2 separate regions of the Homo sapiens genome follow, and region 2 is linked to region 1. Evidence: read pairs that join two places in POLR2A ChIA-PET (ENCODE). Cell type or tissue: OCI-LY7. All regions are shown on one strand. Each heading gives the region's core, and the rest is flanking DNA. Links, peaks and the distances in the headings are about the cores only.

Evidence for each region. Peaks named below come from ENCODE experiments on the same cell type or tissue, not always from the same donor. Only the 100,000 strongest peaks of a DNase experiment are listed, where the experiment ranks them.
Region 2: POLR2A ChIA-PET joins it to region 1 with 5 read pairs; 4 of 35 experiments call an interaction of 5 or more read pairs at or near these places.

The regions. Positions count from the first base shown.
Region 1 is chr3:183,573,674-183,579,052 of GRCh38, reverse strand. No RefSeq gene overlaps it. Among named protein-coding and RNA genes, the nearest start is that of KLHL6, 21 kb to the right of the region's middle. In OCI-LY7, for the core only: no CTCF peak of the experiment used is centred there; DNase peaks (open chromatin) are centred at 672, 1,072, 2,402 and 3,372; H3K4me3 peaks cover 3,208 bases; H3K27ac peaks cover 4,826 bases.
Region 2 is chr3:183,722,108-183,727,486 of GRCh38, reverse strand. YEATS2 (YEATS domain containing 2) reads right to left here. Exons shown (of 31, transcript NM_018023.5): 5 at 5,351-5,379; 6 at 2,956-3,068. Among named protein-coding and RNA genes, the nearest start is that of YEATS2, 27 kb to the right of the region's middle. In OCI-LY7, for the core only: no CTCF peak of the experiment used is centred there; no DNase peak of the experiment used is centred there.

The sequences.
Region 1 (5,379 bases), core at 328-5,327:
CAAAAACCTAATTGAATTAGAAAAGCCACAATCGTTTCTCTTTAAATCGAGTGAGAGTACATACCTAATTATCTGTTGGGTGTACCCACATCCTGTTCTCACTTAGGATGAATTTTGGAGAAGAGCAAATTTAAAATTATTAGTTATTAAAATGAGAGGCTAATAATATCTAGACAACAGGTGGTACTCAAAGCACTTCTTGGTTGGTTTATGGAGAGCTCTGCGGCTTAGAGAGGAGGACCGTGGTCACCAGTTGAAGTGGGATACTGAGACATGTGATGGCTTAGAGAGAATCCAGTTACCTACAGTTCTTCATCATCGAGATGACCCTTGTATACTTCAGACTCAACTTGTCTAAATGTAAACCCATCATCTCCTTCCTCAAACTTGCTCTGCCTCCTGCACCTTCAGTAAAGGATATCACCATCTGTCCAATGCCCAAAGTAGAAACTTGGATGTTTTCCTTGATTTCTCCGTTTTTTCCTACCTTGTCCCTTGCTCCCCAGGTTGCATCATTTACCGAATCCCATCAGCTCTACCTTTTAAATATTTCTTGAATCCATTCACTTTCCTCCATCCCCTCAGCCCCTTCCCTATTTCAGAGCTCTGTCTTCTCTCATCTGTGGGCAGCAGGAAGCAGCTTTCTGATTTCCTCACCTCTTGTCTTACCTCACTTCAAGCCATCCTCCACACCATAGCCAGGGTAGATCTTAAGTGTACATCTGATTGTCACTGGCTTTCTTAAAGACCAGCGTCCTACACTGCCCTCCAGTTCATGCCCAGGGTCCTGTGGCTCACATATTCCTTCAGGAACAGGCTCTGGGACCTCTCCAGTTTTACCTGTTGGCCACCCCAACCTCCATGCCACAATCAGCTTCCTTTAGATCTCTGAATGCCTCTTGCTCCCTCTTCCCTCTAAGCATTTTCTTTTTTTCACGTTGGTCCCTTTGTTTAGAATGCTTAACACTCTCCTATGTCTTTCAGCTTTCAACTTAGATGTAACTTCCTCCATGAAAGCTTTCTCTGGCTTCCTCGAGTCTAGGTCAGGTTCCCCTGTTACAGGCTCCCGGAGCATCCAGTATGCCCTCCATCACAGCCCTCACTCTGCATCATCTCTGCCGCCTAAGTCCCCAAAGAGACGATGAGACGCTTGAAGGTGGGGCTGTGACCGTCTCAGTGTTACGTCTCCAGCAATTACTGTATATATGGCTGGTACTCAATAAGTATTTGTCTATAATTGAGAGTCCACAATGAATGATTGCCCTCAGAAAGATTTGGTAGCAAATAGATTACGATTAAAAGAATTTTTAAAGGCATTTTTTTCCAACTTCATCTCTCTTCTTCTTTGCAGTTCGATCCTGCAAATGCTGTAAAGTTTTGACAATGAACGCATGTATGGGATAGCCTGGTATGATAGAAACAACTCCAGGCTTGGAATTCTAACAATGGCCAACATTTGTTGAACTCTCTATAATATGCCAGGCTATGTGCCAAACCCATTACATGCATTAACTTCTTTAGTCCTCCTAATAGCTCTGTGGGATAGCTACTCATCTTCATTCAACAGAGAGGAAATAGAGAGAGGCACAGGGAATCAGACCTCAGCTCAAATCCCTGCTCTGCCACTTACTGGCTGCATGACTTGGGTGAACAATCTCTCCCTCATTTCCTGAGCTATAAAATAGAGGTACTACTCGCTGATTCCTTGATTTGCAAATTTTAAGTTTTCTTATACCCCGTACATATCACACATGCATATTACATGGTGGCTTTTCATAGGTTAATTTCGAAGGCCACCGATACATTGCTGTGTATCAGTGGACAAATGACCTGCCACATGGTTTTGTTCCAGCCTGCCAGCCATTAGTTCAGCTTTAGCAGTGATCCTGTATGTGTGTTCAATTATTTAAATAATTGACTGTACCTTGCCCTCATTATATTATAAAAATGTGTGTAATGGAAATAAAATTCTGATACTAGTGATTATTAGAATAACTAACAATTATTGAGCACTGTGTCAGCGATGAAACTCTTGTCCCTCAGCTTCAAACTTGTCTCCCACTCTTCTATATTTGGCTGTGTGATGCAGGGGCTGGAACTCTGCAAACTGCATTTTTCCTTTGTCCCCTTCTTCCTGTTAGGCTCTATTAATAAAGGACCATTAGAGGGAGGTTGCAGGACTGGATGAGAAAGAAGGGACGTTTTCCCGTTGGCTTTCCATTTATTTCTGGTTGACTTCCTGTGCCTGTCACTATCATCCAGCAATGCTGCTTCTTCAGTCTAGCAGAAGCAGTTCAATCCAGCTTGCAGTTTTTCCAATTGGCAAAGCCAGCCTCATTGCATCTCTGAAGAGATGGCTGACAGCCAGCCGGTACCTCATCCTCAGAAGTCTGTGTCTCAGTCCCATGGGACTCCCCTCTGAGCTTCTAAGTCTTAATAACGGCAACCTCTTCCCTTTGTTCTCTCAGCCCTACAAGCTGCTTCCTGCAGTTTTTACCTCTGTGATAGCTTATTGTTCTCTTTTTGCTTTTTCAGTTACATCGTTCATTCTTTATTACCTAGCTAAGCATTCTCTGTGTTAAATTCTCACTGTTAAAACAACTCATCTGTTTTCCATCTCCTAACTGGACCCTGACATAAAGCATTTATCCAATTCACTTCATTCTAAGAATAATCCTAAGAATCTAACAATAATCCTAAGAAGTTGCTTATATCTATTTATCTATTGTAATTTAAAAAAATTTGTCATTGTTATTATTATTATTTTACAGATAGGAAACTAAAGGATACAGTGGTTAGGCAACTTGCCCAAGTTTACACAGCGAGAAAGTGGCAGAGCTTGGCTTTAAATCTACGCAGGCTAGTTCCAGGGCCCTTCATCTTAAACGTTAAGCCAGTGGTTCTCAAACTTAAGTGAGCATTACAATCACCTGGATGGTTTCTTTCTTTTCTTTCTTTTTATTTATTTATTTTTTTGAGATGGAGTTTCCCTCTGTTGCCCAGGCTGGAGCGCAGTGGCATGATCTCAGCTCACGCCAACCTCTGCCTCCCAGGTTCAAGCAATTCTCCCGCTTCAGCCTCCCTAGTAGCTGGGATTACAGGCGCCTGCCACCATGCCCGGCTAATTTTCGTATTTTTAGTAGAGATGGGGTTTCACCATGTTGGCCAGGCTGGTCTCGAACTCCCGACCTCAGGTGATCTGCCCGCCTTGGCTTCCCAAAGTGCTGGGATTACAGGCATGAGCCACCGCGCCCGGCCTGGATGGTTTCTTAAAACCTGAGTTTCTGGGTTTCATCCCCAGAGTTTCTGATTCAGTGGGGCTGGAGTAGGGCCTGCCCGAGAATTTGCATTTTTAACAAGTTCTCAGGTGATGCTCCTCTCAGGACCCAATTTGAGGACTGTACCACTGGGCTATAGATGTCAGGTTTAATGTAAGTAAGACAAAGATGGAAACAATTAAGCGGGCTTGACGTTGTGACTATCCTATCCTCAATTTAAGCCCATTGGACTTAAATCTGCCAAGTGTATATTATAAAGGAAAAAAAGTAAATGTTGAATTGAAGAGTTTGTCAGCCCTATGAGCTAGGTACTATTACCATCAATCTTATCTTACAAATGAGAAAACTGAGACACATGAAGTTTAATAACTTGTCCAAGATCACACAACTAGTAAATGATAAAGATGAGATTCAAACTCAGGCAGGCAGTCTGACTCCGAGTACCTTCTCTTAGCCATTGCACTATACTAATTCTCATAGGAGTGATAAATAGCAGTGTATCTCTGGGGAAAAAGAACACAACTTTTTTTTTATTTTTAGAGATGGGGTCTCATTTTGACACCAAGGATGGCACTCAGTGGCGTGATCATAGCTCACTGCTACCTCAAACTCATGGGCTCAAGGGATGCTGTCACCTCAGCCTCCTGAGTAGCTAGGACTACAGGTGCCTGCCACTGGGCCTGACTAATATTTTTATTTTTTGTAGAAATGGAGACTCGCTTTGTTGCTCAGGCTGGTCTCCAACTCCTGGGCTCAAGTGATCCTCCTGCCTTGGCCTCCCAAAGTGCTGGGATTACAGGTGTGAGCCACCACACCCAGCAGGATACAATTTATAATACTAGGATTGTCCTGGGAAAGGTTGCTGGTTCCCTCTGTGGACCAGCTTTACCAGGAGAGGGTCAATCAATGCATCCTTCACTGGGGACCTTCCAGGCAGCCCAATTCAATAGCACTCTGCAAATTGTGTCTGCAGTTGTGAGTGCAATCCTGCCCTTCGGCAGGCACAGTGGACCGCTGGAGTGTTACAGAGAGATCCTTCTCTAGACGGAATTAGGTAGCTCTCCTTTGATACTAGTAGCACTCATAAATTTAACACAATTGAGACAAAGATGGTCAGTTTTAAGCAAACTCAGAGTGGTGGGTTTTGTTTTCTCATTTGAATGTACGTTAGACATAAGCCCATTTGCTGAATTTTTTTTTAAAATTTTTTATTTATTTTTATTTTTTGAGATGGAGTTTTGCTCTTGTCACCCAGGCTGGAGTGCAATGGCGCGATCGCGGCTCACAGAAACCTCTGCCTCCCAGGTTCAAGCGATTCTCCTGCCTTAGCCTCCTGAGTAGCTGGGATTACAGGCATGCACCACCACTCCCCGCTTTTTTTTTTTTTTTTTTTTTTTTTTGGGACTTAGTCTTGCTCTGTCGCCAGGCTGGAGTGCAATGGTGTGATCTCAGCTCACTGCAATCTCCACCTTCCGGGTTCAAGTGATTCTCCTGCCTCAGCCTCCCAAGTAGCTGGGATTACAGGCGTACGCCACCACACCCAGTTAATTTTTGTATTTTTAGCAGAGACAGGGTTTCACCATGTTGGCCAGGCTGGTCTTGATCTCCTGACCTCGTGATCCACCTCCCTTGGCCTCCCAAAGTGTTGGGATTACGGGCATGAGCCACCGTGCCCGGCCTAATTTTGTATTTTTAGTAGAGACAGGGTTTCTCCATGTTGGCCAGGCTGGTGTTGAACTCCTGACCTCAGGTGATCTGCCCGCCTCAGCCTCCTAAAGTGCTGGGATTACAGGCATGAGTCACTGTGCCCGTCCTGAGTGTTTGATTTTTGAGAAAAAGAACTAAGTTGAAGACTAGTATAAAATGCTGAAAATATATGATTAAAGATTGGGTTGAGGCTGGGCGCAGTGGCTCCTGCCTGTAATCCCAGCACTTTGGGAGGCTGAGGCGGGTGGATCACTTGAGGTCAAGAGTTTGAGACCAGCCTGGCCAACATAGTCAAACCCCGTCTCTACTAAAAATACAAAAATTAGCTGGGCATGGTGGCAGACGCCTGTAATCCCAGCTACTCAGGAGGCTGAGGCAGGAGAATTGCTTCAGC
Region 2 (5,379 bases), core at 293-5,292, 150 kb before region 1:
TTTTAACAGGAATACCTACAGATTGATTTGGGGAGAGATGACAACTTTACAAGACAGGTCGGCCCAGAAAAAGCCAGGCCTGGAAGTTCAGGCAGACCCACTAGGCCACAAGAAAATTGGGGCTAAACAATCATTTCATCTAAATTTTTCAATGTATTGGCATAAAGAAGTTAATAGTTTCTTATCTCTTTAATAGTACAGCATCTGTAGTTACGTCTTCTTTTGTATTTCTAATATTATTTGTGCCTTCTCTTTTTTTAATTTTTAAAATTAATTTCGCCAGGTTTGTGTATGTTATGTTTATTTTTTCCTTTCATACGTATATCAATGTATTCATCAATCAAATACTTACTAAATATATACTGTTAGGGTACAAAGCCAGACAAGGCCAGGCGTGGTGGCTCATGCCTGTAATCTCAGCACTTTTGGAGGCCAAGGCAGGTAGATCACCCAAATTCATGAGTTCAAGACCAGCCTGATCAACACAGTGAAACCCCATCTCTACTAAGAATACAAAATTATCCAGGTGTGGCGGTGCATGTCTGTAATCCCAACTACTTGTGAGGCTGACGCAGGAGAATCGCTTGAACCCTGGAGGTGGAGGGTACAGTGAGCTGAGATCGCGCCATTGCACTCCAACCTGGGCAACAAGAGTAAAACTCCGTCTTGGAAAAACAAAACAAAACAAAACCAGACAAGACATAGTTTCTACCCTCAAGAGATTCCAGTCTGATTTGAGAAAAATATACGAAAATAGAAAATGGCCACATAATATGATAAAAATCACAAAGAGATAGCATAGAGGGAATATGCCTAATGAGGGAGGGGATCAGCAAATAAAACTTCATGAGAAAATTAGTTTAAAACACTACCAGTTAGAATCCTAGCCAATCAATTTTCCTCCATCAAATTAATTTAATCCCTTCCATCTATTTACATCTTGGCCAAATATTTACTTAACATTTTTATGTTTTTAGAGGATTTATAACGTCCTAATCTACCCCTAGACACTTGGCAAAAATGATGAAGCTGCTCCAAGACAGCCTGAGATCATACTGTTCAAGTACATGGCTCTGGAGCTTGGAGGAATTCTGCCTTTAAGATCTGCTCAGCAACCTTTTGTTACAAACTAAAAACATCTCAGTTTGGGCAACCAAATCAACATTTTTAGGAATTCGCTAAGGCCCCTAAAGACAGAACTGGTTCAGAGTAGTCAAAAGTTCTTCCAAACTTACACACATTGACACAATTGGTGAAATATATTTGTGTAAGAGCTCATGTCTTAGAAATTTTTACCAAGCCCTATTTTATTCTCAGGGAAAGACTGACAGACACACTAACGCAGAGACTCCAATCTCTGGACCTTGGTTCACTTTTGAAGCAACAAAGAGCTTGAAAAAACATTCCCTGAGGCCTCCTCCTACTGTAACACCAGGATAATAAGAGTATTACGCCCAAGTATTAACACAAATGGGTGACCGAAAAGACTTATCTACTTTATTCTCATGTCCCAATGACTTGTTAGATACAAACCTCTCTGGTTTGCCTTAGAGTCCCAGAAAAAGACCTGAAGTAAGATTTTGAAGAAGAACAAAAAGTCAAAGGAACCCATCACACTTACATCCTCCCATTTCAAAACAGAAGAAAAGAACAGGAAATAGGTTTTCCAGGGAGAAGAATCTGGTTTCAGCTTTGGACGTGCCAATCACAAGTAAATGGCCGATATGGTTTGGCTGTGTCCCCACCCAAATCTCATCTTCAATTGTAGCTTGCAGAATTCCCACACGTCCTGGAAGGGACGCAGTGGGAGGTAATTGAATCATGGGGGTGAGTCTTTCCCATGCTGTTCTCGTGATAATAAATCAGTCTCATAAGATCTGACAGTTTTATAAGGGGTAGTTCTCCTACACAAGCTCTCTTGCCTGCCTCCACTTAAGACATGGCTTTGTTTCTCCCTTGCCTTCCGCCAGGATTGTGAGGCCTCCCTAGCCATGTGGCACTGTGAGTCAATCAAACCTCTTTCCTTTATAAATTACCCAGTCTCGAGTATGTCTATATTAGCAGTGTGAAAACAGACTAATACAATGGCAAATGCAGGAATGTAAATGGAGAGACAAAATGAAGATTTGAACATTCGAGCTGAGGGCAGTATCTGAGGATTTACCATTCTCTACTGGCTTTCAAATACCTAACAATTAGCATATTCTACAAACTGCACAAGCAAGGGTAGGGGTTATTATACTGCCTCTTCTCTAGCAATATTTTGGAACAAACATCTTCCCCTTATTTATCCTTTGTGGATACTGTGCAAGGCAAGGCAAAATGTCACAGTATAGAGGCAGTACAGAGAAAATAATATCCAAATGAAAAATAGGATACCTAGGTCCCCTGGCTATTTGTATAAAAAGACTAATAAAACGATAAAAAAAAAAAAAAAAAAAAAAAGGCCGGCACGGTGGCTCACACCTGTAATTCCAGCACTTTGAGAGGCCAAGGTGGATGGATCACCTGAGGTCGGGAGTTCAAGACCAGCCTGACCAACATGGAGAAACCCCGTCTCTACTAAAAATACAAAATTAGCCAGGCGTGGTGGCATATGCCTGCAATCCCAGCTACTCGGTAGGCTAAGGCAGGAGAATCGCTTGAACCCGGGCGGGGGGAGGTTGCGGTGAACCAAGATCATGCCATTGCATTCTGGTCTGGACAACAAGAGCGAAACTCTGTCTCAAAAAAAGGAAAAGAAAAATAGGAGACCTAGATTCAAATTCTGACTTTGCTCACTAAGGAGCAAAATTACCCTAATAAAGTCTCTAGACTGTGGTTTACTTTTTAAACAACTAAGGGCTTGGGAAAAAGAATCCCTGAGGCTGCTTCCTACTGTAACACTGTAAGAGTATTAATGCCAAAATATTAACACAAATGGACAAATAAAAATAAATTCAACTGGATACTCACTTGGACACATTGCCCACTACTATTGTTTTCTTTACAAAAAGTCGTGAAGTCTCATCTGTGAGATCAGCATTCCGCTGTTCTGTTTTATGGGAGCCAGTAATTCTAGAAGTATCCTGAAAAAAATCATAATCAACATCCATTCTCATTTTGAACAACTTTCAATAGGACAGAAACCACAAAATTGTAAAAAGTATAAATGGAATAACTAAGTTTTTTTAAAAAATTACAAAATTTTCTGGCTTTGTAGCACCTCTCAAAGCATTAAAAAAGTTACTATAAATGCTGCCTTAATTTATACAAAGTTTATATACTGTAACTCCCGGTGTGTTTTTAATAGTCACATACATCTGCTTTGAATATGCAAATAGGATTTGGAAGGATACACAAAAAACTATTACAGTGGTTACTTCTGGGAAACAGGAATAGAAAGAGAGAAAGGGGTCAATGGAATTTACCCTCTTTTTAACCTTTTATAATATTCAAAACTGTTCAATGAGAAATAAGTGCCTGGTACATAGTAAATGCTAAATGTTTGCTATATAAATACATATAGAAATGATCACATATTGTATAAAACATGTTAAGTTTCTATGACCATTATGCCCTAAATTCTATTTTTTGAGACAGAATCTCGCTCTGTCAACCAGGCTGGAATGCAATGGCACGATCTCGGCTCATTGCAATCTCCGCCTCCTGGGTTCAAGCGATTCTCCTGCCTCAGCCTCTCGAGTAGATGGGATTACAGGTACCCGCCACTAAGCCCAGGTAATTTTTGTATTTTTAGTAGAAATGGAGTTTCACCATGTTAGTCAGGCTGGTCTCAAACTCCTGACCTCTGGTGATCCCCCACTTGGGCTCCCAAAGTGCTGGGATTACAGGCGTGAGCCACCACGCCCAGCCTCCTAAATTCTTTTTAACTAAAAAAAAGAAAAACACATGTAATATTTGCTCAGGAATAATACTGGAAAGGTAAGGTAAATCCAAACAGTGAAGAGTTCTGATTTTGGGGGTGGCAGCCTCACGAATGAACTTTTCTATTCTTTTTTACTTTTCTGTATTTAACAATTTTCAAAAAATGAACACATATGAATTTATAATCTGAAAAATAAATACAAACATATTTTTATCAAAAATAAATCAAACCCTTGACATCTAAGTATGTGGAAAGTAACTTGGAAATTTTCTGTATCACAGTCAACACCTGGCTGAGAAAAATCGCTGCTCTAATCCAATAATGACTCTATAGCCAAATATTTTTCAAGAAGTTCAGAGTAGCTTGAGATGGGAGCTCAAATTACAAACTGGCATGATCAAAGAGCAATGTTTTTCAATTCTGTTTATTTGTCAAATTTCCTCCATCTACTAAAGTACTAAAGCATCTTAGAATATAAAGTCTCACAGAGGAAACCGTTGAAGAACGGCTGCTCTCGAGAGAATAAACACGACAGAGTTGAAAGACCTTGAGCAAGATCACGGAATTGCCGAGCTAGAAGGTTTCTTTCACACCTACGTAAACAGCATCCAGGAGCTGTGCTGTGCACAGAATCTCCAGGCTGTAAAATTAGAAACACTCAGGTTTAAGTCGGGCGCGGTGGCTCACGCCTGTAATCCCAGCACTTTGAGAGGCCGAGGCAGGCAGATCATGAAGTCAGGAGTTCGAGACCAGTCTGGCCAACAGGGTGAAACCTCGTCTCTACTAAAAATACAAAAAATTAGCCAGGCGTGGTAGCACATGCCTCTAATCCCAGCTACTTGGGAGGCTGAGACAGGAAAATAGCTTGAACCTGGGAGACAGAGGTGGCAATGAGCCGAGATTGCGCCACTGCACTCCAGCCTGGGTGATAAAGCGAGACTCCGTCTCAGAAAAAAAAAAGAAACACTTAGGTTTAATTCGCAGTTCTGACACTTTTGGGCAAGTAAAACCAAATCAAGATTTGGTTTCCCGCTGGGCGCAGTGGCTCACGCCTATAATCCCAGCACTTTGGGAGGCCGAGGCGGGAAGATCACGAGGTCAGGAGATCGAGACCATCCTGGCTAACACGGTGAAATCCCGTCTCTACTAAAAATATAAAAAAATTAGCCGGGCGTGGTGGCACACACCTGTGGTCTCAGCTACTCAGGAGGCTGAAGCAGGAGAATGGCGTGAACCCGGGAGGCGGAGGTTGCAGTGAGCCATGATCCTGCCACTGCACTCCAGCCTGGGCAACAGAGCAAAACTCTGTCTCAAAAAAAAAAAAAAAAAAAAAAAAAAAAGATTTGGTTTCCCCATTATAAAAGGAAAACAAACCTATTTCCTAAGATTCCTGTGACAGTTCAGTGAGATAACAAGCGCATACTTTAGTAAATATAGTTCCCTTCTCCTGTGGCTCCCTCCCACATCCACCCATCTATATACCCTTCCAGTATTTCGGCTTGGTCTCTGCT